4 separate regions of the Homo sapiens genome follow, and all the other regions are linked to region 3. The links are chromatin contacts, found by Hi-C or POLR2A ChIA-PET in ENCODE. All regions are on one chromosome and are shown on one strand. The core of a region is the stretch at or near the end of the contact, and the rest is flanking DNA. Distances in the headings are between cores, read along the strand shown.

Region 1 (2,909 bases), core at 35-2,534, 1.3 Mb after region 3:
GGCTCAAGCTATCCACCTGCCTTGGCCTCCCAAACTGCTGGGATTATAGATGTGAGCAACTGTATCAGGCCAATAGTTCAATTTCTATACAATAAACTTGAAAGACCCGTCCAAATTATTTTATATCATTTAAGATTTTTTTCCATCCAACTGATTAAATAACTCTGTCAATTAAAGCTTGGACATCTTGAAATTGATATTTTGGTTGTTAACAGTTATTGCAACAGTATTTGACCTGTCTCTGGAAGATTTTGTAAAGAAGTAAAATTCGCTGTAGGAATCTATCTGGGGAAGAAAGGGAACTATAATTTGCTCTGTACCTGTTACATGAGAGAATCTGAACTGTGCAGTGTACACTGTTTTATCCTTTTATGGTTTACAATTACCCAGAAAAGTGAGTAAAATGCCCGTTTTACAGATGTGGAGGCTGAGGTTCAGAGATACTGACCAGTCTCTCGGTTTATAAGGAAAACCATGGCTAACAGCCTCCAGAGCACAAGCCCTTTACAAAGGAGGGTTGGAGATTGCAGGCAGCTTTTACTTATCTATGCTGCCCACGCTTAACATGGAAAACTGAAAGCTGACCTTGTGTTCCTTTAAAAAATCTCCAAGGAAGTCGGCTGCAGAGACTTCATGGTAACTCATGAGAAACAAAATGCTTTTGTGGATTAACAACTGTCTTTATTCCAATGGAGTTTTTTGGGGGTTTTTTCTTCTTCTTAAAGACAAAAAAATAATCTACCGCTGACACTCAACAAGAACCGTCGTAGAATGGACAAGTCTTCGGATCGCGCTGTGCAGATCCCTCAGCAAATTGTGACAGTATTATGGCACTTTGGCCTAAGCTGTTAAAGAGACGATGTAATGAACAGCTGCGGATTTCTGAGGCACAATTGTGTGACACAGGAAGCCCAAGTGTTGGCCATCCTCAACGAAGGCAGCTGCCGGGCTCCGGTTTGCTTCAGCAAACCCTCACCCCTCGCCTTCAACCAGGCGGGTGTCGTCAGCTGTCCGCCAGCTGCTGCCCGCGCCTTTCCGCCCCCGCGCGCCGGCCAAGGCCGAGGCGGCCGGGACCAGAGGCGCGCGCCCTCAGTGCATGTGACGGGGTGGGAGGGGGAGGTTTCTTCCTCCCCCGTCCCCAAGCCCCGCCTTCTCCAGAGAGGCTGCGGCTTCCTATTGCGCCACCACCGAAATGACCACCGTGCCAGCCAATCAAGACGTGATTCATGAAGTAAGACCCGCCCCTTACTGGTCCCCAGGTTCCTTCCCGCTCACGCCGGAGTCACTTCCGAAGAGAGAACCGCCATGAAGAGAGAAGGGGGTGCCGCCCACCTCTGCTCCGACAGCCTCCCGGAGTCCCAGCAGCAAGACGGCAACCACGCACCCAACTTCTCCAGCCACGGCTCATGCCGCCGTCGCCAGCGGCGCCGACATGACAAGGCGCTGCATGCCCGCTAGGCCAGGTTTCCCCTCATCCCCAGCCCCGGGGTCGTCGCCCCCGCGCTGCCATCTGAGACCCGGTAGTACCGCCCATGCTGCAGCGGGAAAGAGAACAGAGAGTCCTGGGGACAGGTACCGTGCAGAGGGCTTGAGAAGGGGCCGGGTCGCGGGGGCAAGGGTATGAGGGGAGGGCTGCAGACCGCCGCTCTTCCAGTTCCCGCCATCCTCCGCGAGCTCAGGCGTTGGCATTTCGGGGCCTGGCAAATCCCCGCCCCGCCTCCGCGCAGGGGCTACTGGGAGTTGGAGTTTGCTTCTCTGTAGTTGGGCAGCTGCTCTTGGTCTAGTGACCACCAGCCTGGACAGCTACGGAGAACCCGCCTTAGGTAGAAAGAAAGTGATTTTTTTCCTTTGCAAGAGTTTGACCCGGGACCCTAACTGCTTAATGCATATTTAGATCGTTTTCTGTACGTTGTCAGTTCTACTGATCCTAGTGGTTTAGTAATATAAACCTTTTCTATGTTGTGGGTGAAATTATGTAACCTGTGATGAGGGAATCCCTTCCACGAATTACTTTGTAGTCCAGCGTGCACGCTAGTTCATACTTAAAAGAACTTGCAGATTTGGAATGTGACGTGTTTTCTCTTTCAGTAACTTCACGCCTCTCCAAGAGGCTAATTTTTTTGTAAAGATTTTGTGGGAGCTATGTAATGAGATGGGGAGTTTCATCTAATGACATCCTCTGACAATAAAACATGTTTAAATTCCCTACGAACTTGGTACTGTCTTTTATTTTAAGTTAAATTGTATTAAGTTTTAACAATATTCATGTTACTAATACTGTGGTACAGGCCCACAATCCCTTATCTTAACTCTGAAAGCCAGAAAGCTATGAAAACCAAAACGTTTTCAGTAAGTTTGGCACCACATCTTACTGGGCAGCCAGATCTGACTAAAACTAATGTAAGGCTGTTTGTGGTCTTTATCCCATTAAGTGTGAATATTCATGTTTTGCTGGAGAAATGTCAGTGGATTTGATTACAGGTTGCAGCACCAGACCCCACTGGGGACTTTCCATAATACATCCAAGTTATCCCCTTCCTAAAATCTGATAAATTCAGAATTCTAAAACACATTTGGCCCCAGAAGGTTCAGATAAGGGTTTGTGAAACTGTTATAATTGTGTGTGTGTGTGTGTTTTTTTTTAAGCCAGTTGTTAAATAAGCAGTGGACATTTTGTGTGCATATGAACTTAGAGAACCTACCTCTTGAAAGTTACATTCATGGTTATTTTACAGGTTTCTTGTATGTTTTACCCAAAATCATTTTTTCTCTTTCTGGTGTATTAATCAAAAAGGAGTCTGAGGTCCAATATTTTAGGGAAGAGATACAGTGTTACATTTAGTAAAATGCATTTAGAATTATCTTGTGTGCAACAAATGAGCTGCTTCTGGGTCCCTTCCCATCTCTCC
Region 2 (2,960 bases), core at 439-2,938, 1.9 Mb before region 3:
TGAGAAAAATACCTACACAGGGTAAGCATTTACTTTTGGGACAATCGTCAATTTATACATAGTTATAAGAACTAACACAGGGTGATCCCACAGACTACCCCCCAATGGTAACATCTTGCAACCCTTCTTAACAGAATGCCTACTATGTGCCAGGTACTGCTTTAGGTGCTGGAGACATAGACACGGGAAACGAAACATTAGCTGACAGAAGCCACAAGAGTGAATGAGATCCTCACGGAGTGCCTTGAGTCAGAAGAAAGAAGGGTAGCAAAAGGAGCCCCAGCATTTGAGGGGTAGGAAGAAAAGCCCTAAGGAGACCTTGAAGGTCGGAAAGAGAGGAGAGGGTGGTGTCATGGAAGCTAAGGTGGACAATGGTGCCAAAAAGGAAAGAGATTCCAGTGCTTCTGAGGTCATCTGCAAGGAGGACTGGGAAGTGTCCATTGGATTTAGCAGCCAGGATGTCACAGGTGAGCAGGCAGGTAGCCCAGAAATATGGAGGGGAGCAGGACCACAGTGCAGTGAGGAGTGAATTGGGCGAGGAAGCAGCGGTAGAGAGCACTTCACAGTGAGTCTTCCAACTCATGTAGGAAAGAGGGGGTAAAGTTAGGCTAAAGGAGAAATTTTCCATGAATTTTGTCTCTAGAATGATGATTAAGAGTTAGCGAGAGTCAAGATTTCAGGCCTGTTAGAGCAAAGCCCTAAGGAAATAAGAGTTGGACCCTGGAGCACAGCTAAGTCCTGGCTGGAGGGATGGGCCTGTCTTTCTGAAAGGAGATAATGGAGGAAGAGATGCAGTTAAAGCTCTGTGGCTACTTGAAGAGGGAAGTGATTACTTCCAGCTGGGGCACTCAAGGAAGGGATACAGACATTTGAGTGCCAGGGGCATTTGAGGGTAACAGTGGAGGGGTTCAGTTGGCCAAAGTTAAAGGCAGCTGAAAGATGGCAGGAGACAAGACCAGGAAATGCAGACCAAGGTGGGTGGTGGTATGGTTGGGGCGTTGGGGTCAGATGACACATAAGCTTCAAATTCCAGCTCCCATTTGCTTCTTAGCTGTGACTCTAAAGAAGTTCCTTAACACGTCTGAGATTCCCCATCTGTAAAATGGCGACAACCCTAATAGGGTCGTTGGAGGAGAACTAGATAATGTCTAAAAAGAGCTCAGTCCGGTTCAGTGCTTGGCTCCTCTGTACCTGAGCGCTAAGTCACTAATATAAAGCCATCGGATGTGTGCTTTAAGGGAAATTAACTGGGCCACACGGTGTGAAGTGAACTGAGCTGGGAGAGGCCTGCACAGGACCTTGTACACACTAGCTACTCCGGAAACAACTGCATGCTCTGCTGGGCATCTCATACAGGATACGGTGTCTTTCCGGGGCTCACACACAGTCCCCAGTTCAGTTCCAAAGTTGGAAGGAAAGAGGATGAAGACGTAAATTCTTCATTTAAGCCTCTCGCCAACTGTTCCCTGCGGCAAGGCAGGGCAACGAGCTGCAGGGTCGCCAAGCACGTGCTTCCAAGGGTCCTCAAGGCTTTGTGAACGGCGGCCGGCCAAGGACAGAATTAACTCCAGCCTGGAGCGCGCGGGAAAGACGCGCAGGCGCACTGCTGGCAAGGGTGCTTGCCTGTGCTGGGGTGGGCGGAGCTAAACCCGGAGCGGGATGACGTCATGAGGACGCAGCCGCAGAGCGATTCGCGTCCCGGAAGCGGCGGTGGCGGCCGCGGCGTAGGCGGAGGAGATTTTCGGACCTGCGACTTCCGAACAACCCTGGCAGGAGGAGCGGCGTTCAGCCGGGGGAGGCCTGAAGAAACGCTCCGGGGCCCAGTGGCTCTACCCCTGCTCCTGCCCGACCCTGCCGCCTCCCTCACGGAGCCAGCGGCCGGGTAGGTGAGGTGCCGTCCCCCCGCGTCCCAGTGTCTCCGCAGGCTGTGTGTAGTTGGGTGCTTGGGCGCAGCGGGGGCCGCCACATGCTGGCCCCACGACCTCGGGCATGGCCTTCCCTGTCCAGCCTCACGGGCTCCATCAGGCCCCCCTGGCTGCAGAGGTGTTGGCCAAGGCCAGTGCGGGCGTCGATATACCTCGCCCCTTCCTGGGCTCATACCTGGCGCCGCTCTGTGCCCTTTCGCCTTGGCTCGGCCTGCGGGGATTTCGGGGTCCCGTTGGCCCCTTTGTCCCATCCCCTCACCCTCCCATCAGGTCGCGGCTGATTGCCTGGGACTGGTTTATGTTGCTCTTCGCCGAGGTTCCGCCCCCTCGTTTGCTGCTTAGAGTTCAGGATAGGACTTTGAACTGGGAAAGACCGTAAAGGCTCCTCGGTTTCCTCATCAGAAAGGGCAGACGGGAATGGGGCGTTCTGATGCCGACTGCCCTGGGGCAGAGATGGCCCAGGAAGTTGTTGGGAACCGAAGGGAGTGGGAAGAGTTAGAGGATCGGGCGAGAGTCCTGGAGCACGGTATTTCATTCACTCATTCAGCAGGCATTTGTTAAGCACCCACTGTGTACAGAAGCAGTCGTGAATGGAGGCCAGTTAAGAGCAGGGAGTTTTACTTTGACGTGGTCAGTGCTCTGCACTTGATCTTAGCCACAAGGCCAAGAAGCGATGTGATGTGATAAGTGCTCTGTTAGGGTGAGTACGTGATCCTTTGGGAGCATCGGAGAGGGTCTCCCAGTCCAGAGTTGGGGGTGTTGGCAGAGACTTCCCAGAGTAAGGGAGTGATGTTTAAGCTGATACCTGAAGGATGAGTAGGAATTAACCAGGTAAAGAGTGGGAGAAAAATGTTCCAGGACATCATTTCATTTCAGCCCATGGGCTGCCTCGCTGCAGCGATCATTTATGCTTGGTTTTTATGATTTTTAGTTTTGATGGATCTTTGGGGAAAAGAGCATTGGATGGAGAGTACAAAGAACAGGATTTTAGGTCTGAATAGTTCACTTTCCCTTGCTCACAGGTTTACTGTTGGC
Region 3 (2,840 bases), core at 7-2,506:
GATGGTGACTGACTCCCTTGTCATAGTAAGCTTTGAATAAATAAAGCATTTGGGTGGTCTTCCTCCCCGATCCCCCCCATTCATTCATTTGCTTATTAATTATACATTAGTTGTGTTTTATCTGCCAGGCAGTGGCCAGTATTGGGAATATGTGGAAGCAAATAGTCCCTGCCTTCAAGGATATTCTGTCTAGTGGGACAGACAGACAGACATATACGTATAATAGTAATTCAACGTGCTAAGTGAAACAATAGGCATGTATAAAAAAGGTGTAGTAGGTCAAGTAGGGCTTTTAGGGGAAGGCGACCCTTAAGATGGGTGGTAAGGGATGAGTAGGAGGTGATTTGGCTAAGAGGCTGGGACGGTTATTCAAGGCAGGTGGAGGGGCAGAATGAGCAAAACAGGACGCGTTGCTGGAGCGTGGTAAGGAAGGCAAGTAGCGGCAGAGGACGGCGGTAGGGCGGATCGTGGGGCGCAATGGATGTGCCACGTTGGAAAGAGCTTGGACTTTATGCCGTCCTCCTGGAAATGAGATAACGGCTGGTGTAAGCAAGAAAGAAACACACACACACCCACGCGCGCGCGTCGTTTCCTTTGTGTTACTGTAAGGTCAAGGAGGGCGGCGACACAGAAATTCATGATGACTGGCATAAGCAGACATTCAATGAATGAATGAATGGACATAAGCACTTTGGTGTAAACGTCATTGTCTTCGATTTCTGTTTTCTCACGGGGCAAGACAGTGAGGTCGGGGCATCAGTTTGGGAGGTGATAGGGAAGGTTTAAGGTGAGAGAACTGCCATTCTGGTAGGGAGGGTCAGTGGGCACAAAACCAACAATAGGTTATGGGCAAGGGATGCGCTTCGGTCGCGAACACCCTGAACCCACCTACCGGAGCTACTCTGTCCCAGGAGCGGCCGTGGAGAAAGCAACCAGCCGAGAGTTCGCGCCCCAGGGAGGGAAGCGGGCACAGGGCCGCCCAGCGCCACTCACCTGTGAGCTCTCCGCGGGCCCTGCAGGCGGAGCCTCGGTACGACGCCTTTCCGATTGGGCGCGGCTCAAAGTCCCGGGGCGGGCATCAGAGGCCGAGCGCTCTAGGGGATTGGCCACCCTGGCGGACGGACGTGCTGCTGACCGAGCTGGTTCGCCCCCGGTTCGGCTCGTGGAGAGCCGGCCCCTCCGTGAGTCTTCTGTCAGTCATTGGCTCCCTGCGGTTTCCTTGGGGACGTGGCGCCGCCGCCGGCCGGGCCCTCCTTCCGGCTGGGCAAGGGGCCGCGGGGAGCAGCTCGGGACTGAACCGAGAGGTGCCGAAGGAACCGGCGGGCCGCTTGATCCCGTGAGTGTGGGCGCGAGAGGGCTGTGGGACCCGGAGGGACGGGGAGAGGAAGCGGGACCCACACCCCGCCACCTGGGGACGACCGGTTCCTAGAGGACAGAGCTGGCCCACGAGAACGCCCCGCTCCCAGGATGCCCGGGTAGGGTCCCCTGGGCCTGAGGAACCAGAGCAGACGGAGCGGGAGCCTGGGGAGGAGGTGGGAGCCGTGGAATTCCCGTGCAGGTTTGTCTCGTGGGCTCAGTCGGACAGAAGCCTGAAATCAAATCTTTCTAGGCTGCAGACGTAGGAGATGCCTGGGACAAGGAGGCCACCTTCTCAGGGCAAAAGAAAAAGAAGGTGACAGGCGTTGAGACCACCGAAGGGAACCCATGGCTAGGTAAGGCTGCACACTTTCCCTCCGGCTGGGAGCACGGCAGAGGATGGCAGGCAGGTTGGGGGGCCCTGGGAGGCTGTCCCAAGTGAGGTTTGCCCTGGAGCTGCACTTGGACTTTGTATTCTGGTTAGTTGGATGCAGAGACGATCAAAGTTGTATTATTTCGAGGGCTGATAAATAATAGTTTCTAGCCCATAGACCAGGAGTGGTAGAGTGAGTCGGCTTGCTCAGCTCTGTAAAGTGCAAGGTTGTAACATTGATTCAGATTCGCATCTGAGCAAGGCTAGGTGCCACTTGAGGAGGTTAAACAAAGAAGTTTTTTTGTTTTTTGTTTGCAGTGAACTTTAAAAGCAGACAGACCGAGGTCCTTTTGAATCAATATACAAAGTGAACTTCACAGATGAATACACTTATCCATACATTATAATAACCTGAAGCTTTTAAAAAATATTAATGTGGATCTACATGCACCAATAAGGGAAAGTTATAAAATAAAGTGGGGGAAAGATGCAGAACAGCAGGTATGGTGGACTACCATTTGTGTAAAACCGAGGGAATGGATACGCACACACACACACACACACACACACACACACACACAGAGATATATTACTGTAAATATATTGGTGTATATTTATGCTTGTGTATCCGTAGAATATCCCTGGAAAGATACACAGCAACGGCCAGGTGCAGTAGCTCACGCCTGTAATCCCAGCACTTTGGGAGGCCAAGGCAGGCAGATCACCTGAGGTCAGGAGTTCAGGACCAGCCTGGCCAAGTAGAAACCCGGTCTCTACTAAAAATACGAAAATTAGCCGGGTGTGGTGGCAGTCACCTGTAATCCCAGCTACTGGGGAGGCTGAGGGAGAAGAATCGCTTGAACCCAGGAGGTGGAGGTTGCAGTGAGCTGAGATTGCGCTACTACACTCCAGCCTGGGCAACAGAGCAAGACTCCATCTCAAAAAAAAAAAAAATTACACAGCAACTGGGTAGTAATGTTTGCCTCTGAGAGATTGTGGGGTCAGGGCAAGAATCACTTTTCACTATACAATATATCCTTTTAAACTGATTTGTCTTTTACTATGTGCTTGTATAATCTGGTAAAACATTTTTAAAATCAGTTAAATAAAT
Region 4 (2,725 bases), core at 38-2,537, 1.2 Mb before region 3:
TCTGGCCAGGTGCGGTGGCTCACGCCTGTAATCCCAGCACTTTGGGAGGCCGAGGCAGGCGGATCACAAAGTCAGGAGTTCGAGACCAGCCTGGTCAACATGGTGAAACCCTGGCTCTACTAAAAATACAAAAATTAACGGGCGTGGTGGTAGGTGCCTGTAATCCCAGCTACTCAGGAGGCTGAGGCAGGAGAATCGCTTGAACTCGGGAGGTGGAGGTTGCAGTGAGCCGAGATTGCACCACTGCACTCCAGCATAGGTGACAGAGTGAGACTCCGTCTCAAAAAAAAAAAAAAAAAGAAAAGAAAATCAGTTCTGCCTCACCCACCTTCAGAACATTTGCCTTCTCTGAGACTAGTTTCTCCATCTGTAAGGTGAGGGGTGATAGATCAGATGAACCCTAAGATCCCTTCTGGCTTAACCGTTTTTCAGTTGGGTTGCCTATGACTAACAGCTAGCCTAAGGCAAAGTTTTATGCCAAGCCCAGAGTGATCCTGCATAAACAGAAATCTGACCATGATATTGACCTGTCTAAATATTCAGTGGCTTCCCGCTGATCTTAGAACATTGTCTGAAGTCCCCATGCACAGGCCCTATTATCTACTTCTCCAACCGCCAAGAGGCTCACTCTAGCTCCCGCCCCTTCCAGCTCCCTTCCACCCCCACCTCCTTTCATTCTTTACGGCCATTTATCTAATCGCGGCCTAAGCACAGGGGTTTTGCACACGGTTTCCTTCTACCCGGACCTTTCTCCATATGCCCTCCTCCTCCCTTCCAGCTTCCTTCTCCTGGCTAACTCTTACTTGTCCTTCAAGTCAGGGGTGCTCCCACAGGACCCAGTACTTCTTGGATCTCAGCTCCTGTCACACAGTATTGTGACCGCTGAGCTGACTGCTTGTCAGTCTCTCCACTAGATTGGAAGCCCATGTGTCTTACTCATCCGTCACTCTTCTGTCCGCCCACTCACACAGGAGGCGTCAATAAAAGACACATTGGATATAAACACGTGGGCAAAAGAACTACTACCTAGAAGGAAAGACTCTGGACAGGAAGGCCAGAAACCCGTTTTAGTCCAGGCTTGGGACATGAAATGTGCAGGTCTAGGTATGTGACCAGCCGCTTCTGGTCTCAGTTTCTGGATTGTTAAATGATGAGAGAGAGGGAGAGAGGGAAGGGGGAGAGAAAGGAGGAGGGGCAGGGGAGAGATAAGTCCGACTGTGTGTTTGTATGGGCCTGCGCTTGAGTTATCAGCTCCCTTTCCTCCAGTGTGCTTTCCTAGGGGCCACTAGAGGTCACTCTTGTCCTACACAATGGTGCCAGGACAGTCTGACTTCGGGGTGGCACCCAGGAAGCCGGAATGCGTCCGCCTGCCTCCAAATCCCGCACTCCAGTCTCAGGAAGGCCGGGAGATGTGCCCTGCGCTTGGCCTCCCGGAGGAACAAATCACAGAATCAATCAAATCCCAACCAGAACTTCGTTGCGGTCCCGTTGGCAAGGGTCCCACCTGGAATGTGGCCTAATATTAAGGAAACGTGCGAAACGGGACTGCAATTCCTGCAGGGGTGCCGGCTTCCCGGCCAGCGTGCAGAGAACGGGGGGTCCCAGGGCAGGTGCGGGGTCTGCGGCGCCCGCCACGACTCGGCGCTGGGCTCTCCCGGGCTCCGGGTCCCCGGCTGCCCCCGGCCGCCAGTCGGGTCGGCCCCGCACCTGTTTGTGCTTTGCAGGCTCCCGGCCCCCTCGCTGAGCGAGGAAGCTGGTATGTGCAGCTGCCCTGCCCTTCTCCAGGTCAGGGGCAGGTTAGAGTCCCGAGGAGGCCCAGTCAGGTTTGAGGACAGAGGGGCTTTGCTTCCCTTTCCTGCTCGGTGGGGAGACGGTGCATCTGGGGCAGCTTGAACAGGAAGTTCGTCTGAAATTGCCTTGAGTGATGGCTACCACGCTGAGGAAGGCTGCTCAGAAGTGGCCCCTGCAGGTGGTGTCGCCTGGTACCCCATGTCCGGCTGGAGGAAAGGCTCTAAGACCGTCATGACCCTCTCTGGGGTGCTCCCACTCCTCAGGAGTCACGGGGGCAATTACTTCAAGTGTGTCCTGAACTTTTCTTCTATGTGCTTTTTGCTCTACCTGGAATCCGGTGGAATCTCTCAAAAGCCTGTTCTTCCCTCCAGGCCCTGTCAGAGGTAGCCTCCTGCTTGGGACCTCACCTGATAACAAGCTGGGAGAGCGGCACATTATCTGCATCTCCCTTTTAGCGTCCCTCTCAGGCTTATTTTATCTGTGTGCTTGGGTCATTTTGTCTGCTACTGACTTTTCATTTCTCAATTTTCAATAGTATGCGGCTCAGTGCCTTTTTGTCCATGATAGCTGTTTAGTTAATACTTGTTGAGTTCTGCTCAATCAACTGCTCTAGGAGTCATGCCTGGCTGTATGTTCCAATCTCTTCCTCTACTGTTGTTAACAGAGAGGACTGTAAGGGATAGAGAGAGAAAATGGGGAAAATAGTATCCTGTTCCCTTGCCCTTCCAACAGCCCATACCCTATTTGGAGTTCCTTGTCCCTAAGACATTTTGAGGCTGAGAAGTTTATTTGCCCTCCATCCTACCCTCTGAGGGACACGCTGAAATGGTGAGCAGTTTTGATCTAGCTTCTGTATCACTGACCAGAGAAAATACCAGGACCCTTTATACAAGGAGAGCTGGGGGTTTTGTAGGCAAGTTGTTAGGGATATAGG

What was found. Hi-C counts contacts between places; a loop is a spot of excess contacts on that map. ChIA-PET counts read pairs that join two places held with the same protein, here RNA polymerase II (POLR2A). Pooled maps may share reads with other maps.
Region 1: a pooled map shows a loop between it and region 3 (13-fold over the local background). The contact joins the promoter of SLF2 here to the promoter of ENTPD7 in region 3. A Hi-C loop is called at or near these places in 6 of 50 pooled maps.
Region 2: a pooled map shows a loop between it and region 3 (5-fold over the local background). The contact joins the promoter of ZFYVE27 here to the promoter of ENTPD7 in region 3. A Hi-C loop is called at or near these places in 1 of 168 maps with a recorded cell type or tissue (sciatic nerve) and 2 of 50 pooled maps. POLR2A ChIA-PET finds 5 or more read pairs at or near these places in 1 of 52 experiments (T-cell).
Region 4: a loop to region 3 is called in a pooled map, with 7 times the contacts of the local background. The contact joins the enhancer-like site here to the promoter of ENTPD7 in region 3. A Hi-C loop is called at or near these places in 2 of 50 pooled maps.

The regions. Positions count from the first base shown.
Region 1 is chr10:100,911,679-100,914,587 of GRCh38, forward strand. SLF2 (SMC5/6 complex localization factor 2) reads left to right here and starts at 1,285. Exons shown (of 20, transcript NM_018121.4): 1 at 1,285-1,572. The coding sequence starts at 1,433. RefSeq lists a silencer at 805-1,074 and enhancers at 1,295-1,364, 1,385-1,434.
Region 2 is chr10:97,735,440-97,738,399 of GRCh38, forward strand. ZFYVE27 (zinc finger FYVE-type containing 27) reads left to right here and starts at 1,689. Exons shown (of 13, transcript NM_001385875.1): 1 at 1,689-1,882. RefSeq lists an enhancer at 1,405-1,554 and a silencer at 1,885-1,954.
Region 3 is chr10:99,658,253-99,661,092 of GRCh38, forward strand. ENTPD7 (ectonucleoside triphosphate diphosphohydrolase 7) reads left to right here and starts at 1,257. Exons shown (of 13, transcript NM_020354.5): 1 at 1,257-1,336; 2 at 1,610-1,712. The coding sequence starts at 1,705. It also overlaps a transcript of SLC25A28 not described here. RefSeq lists silencers at 936-1,145, 1,266-1,485.
Region 4 is chr10:98,466,329-98,469,053 of GRCh38, forward strand. The region is part of intron 11 of HPSE2 (heparanase 2 (inactive)); the gene reads right to left. Among named protein-coding and RNA genes, the nearest start is that of HPS1, 21 kb to the left of the region's middle. RefSeq lists silencers at 1,519-1,568, 1,619-1,718. Within about 2 kb of position 1,288, at least 6 of the 41 ENCODE cell types and tissues checked have a DNase peak (open chromatin) inside an H3K27ac peak, as active enhancers do.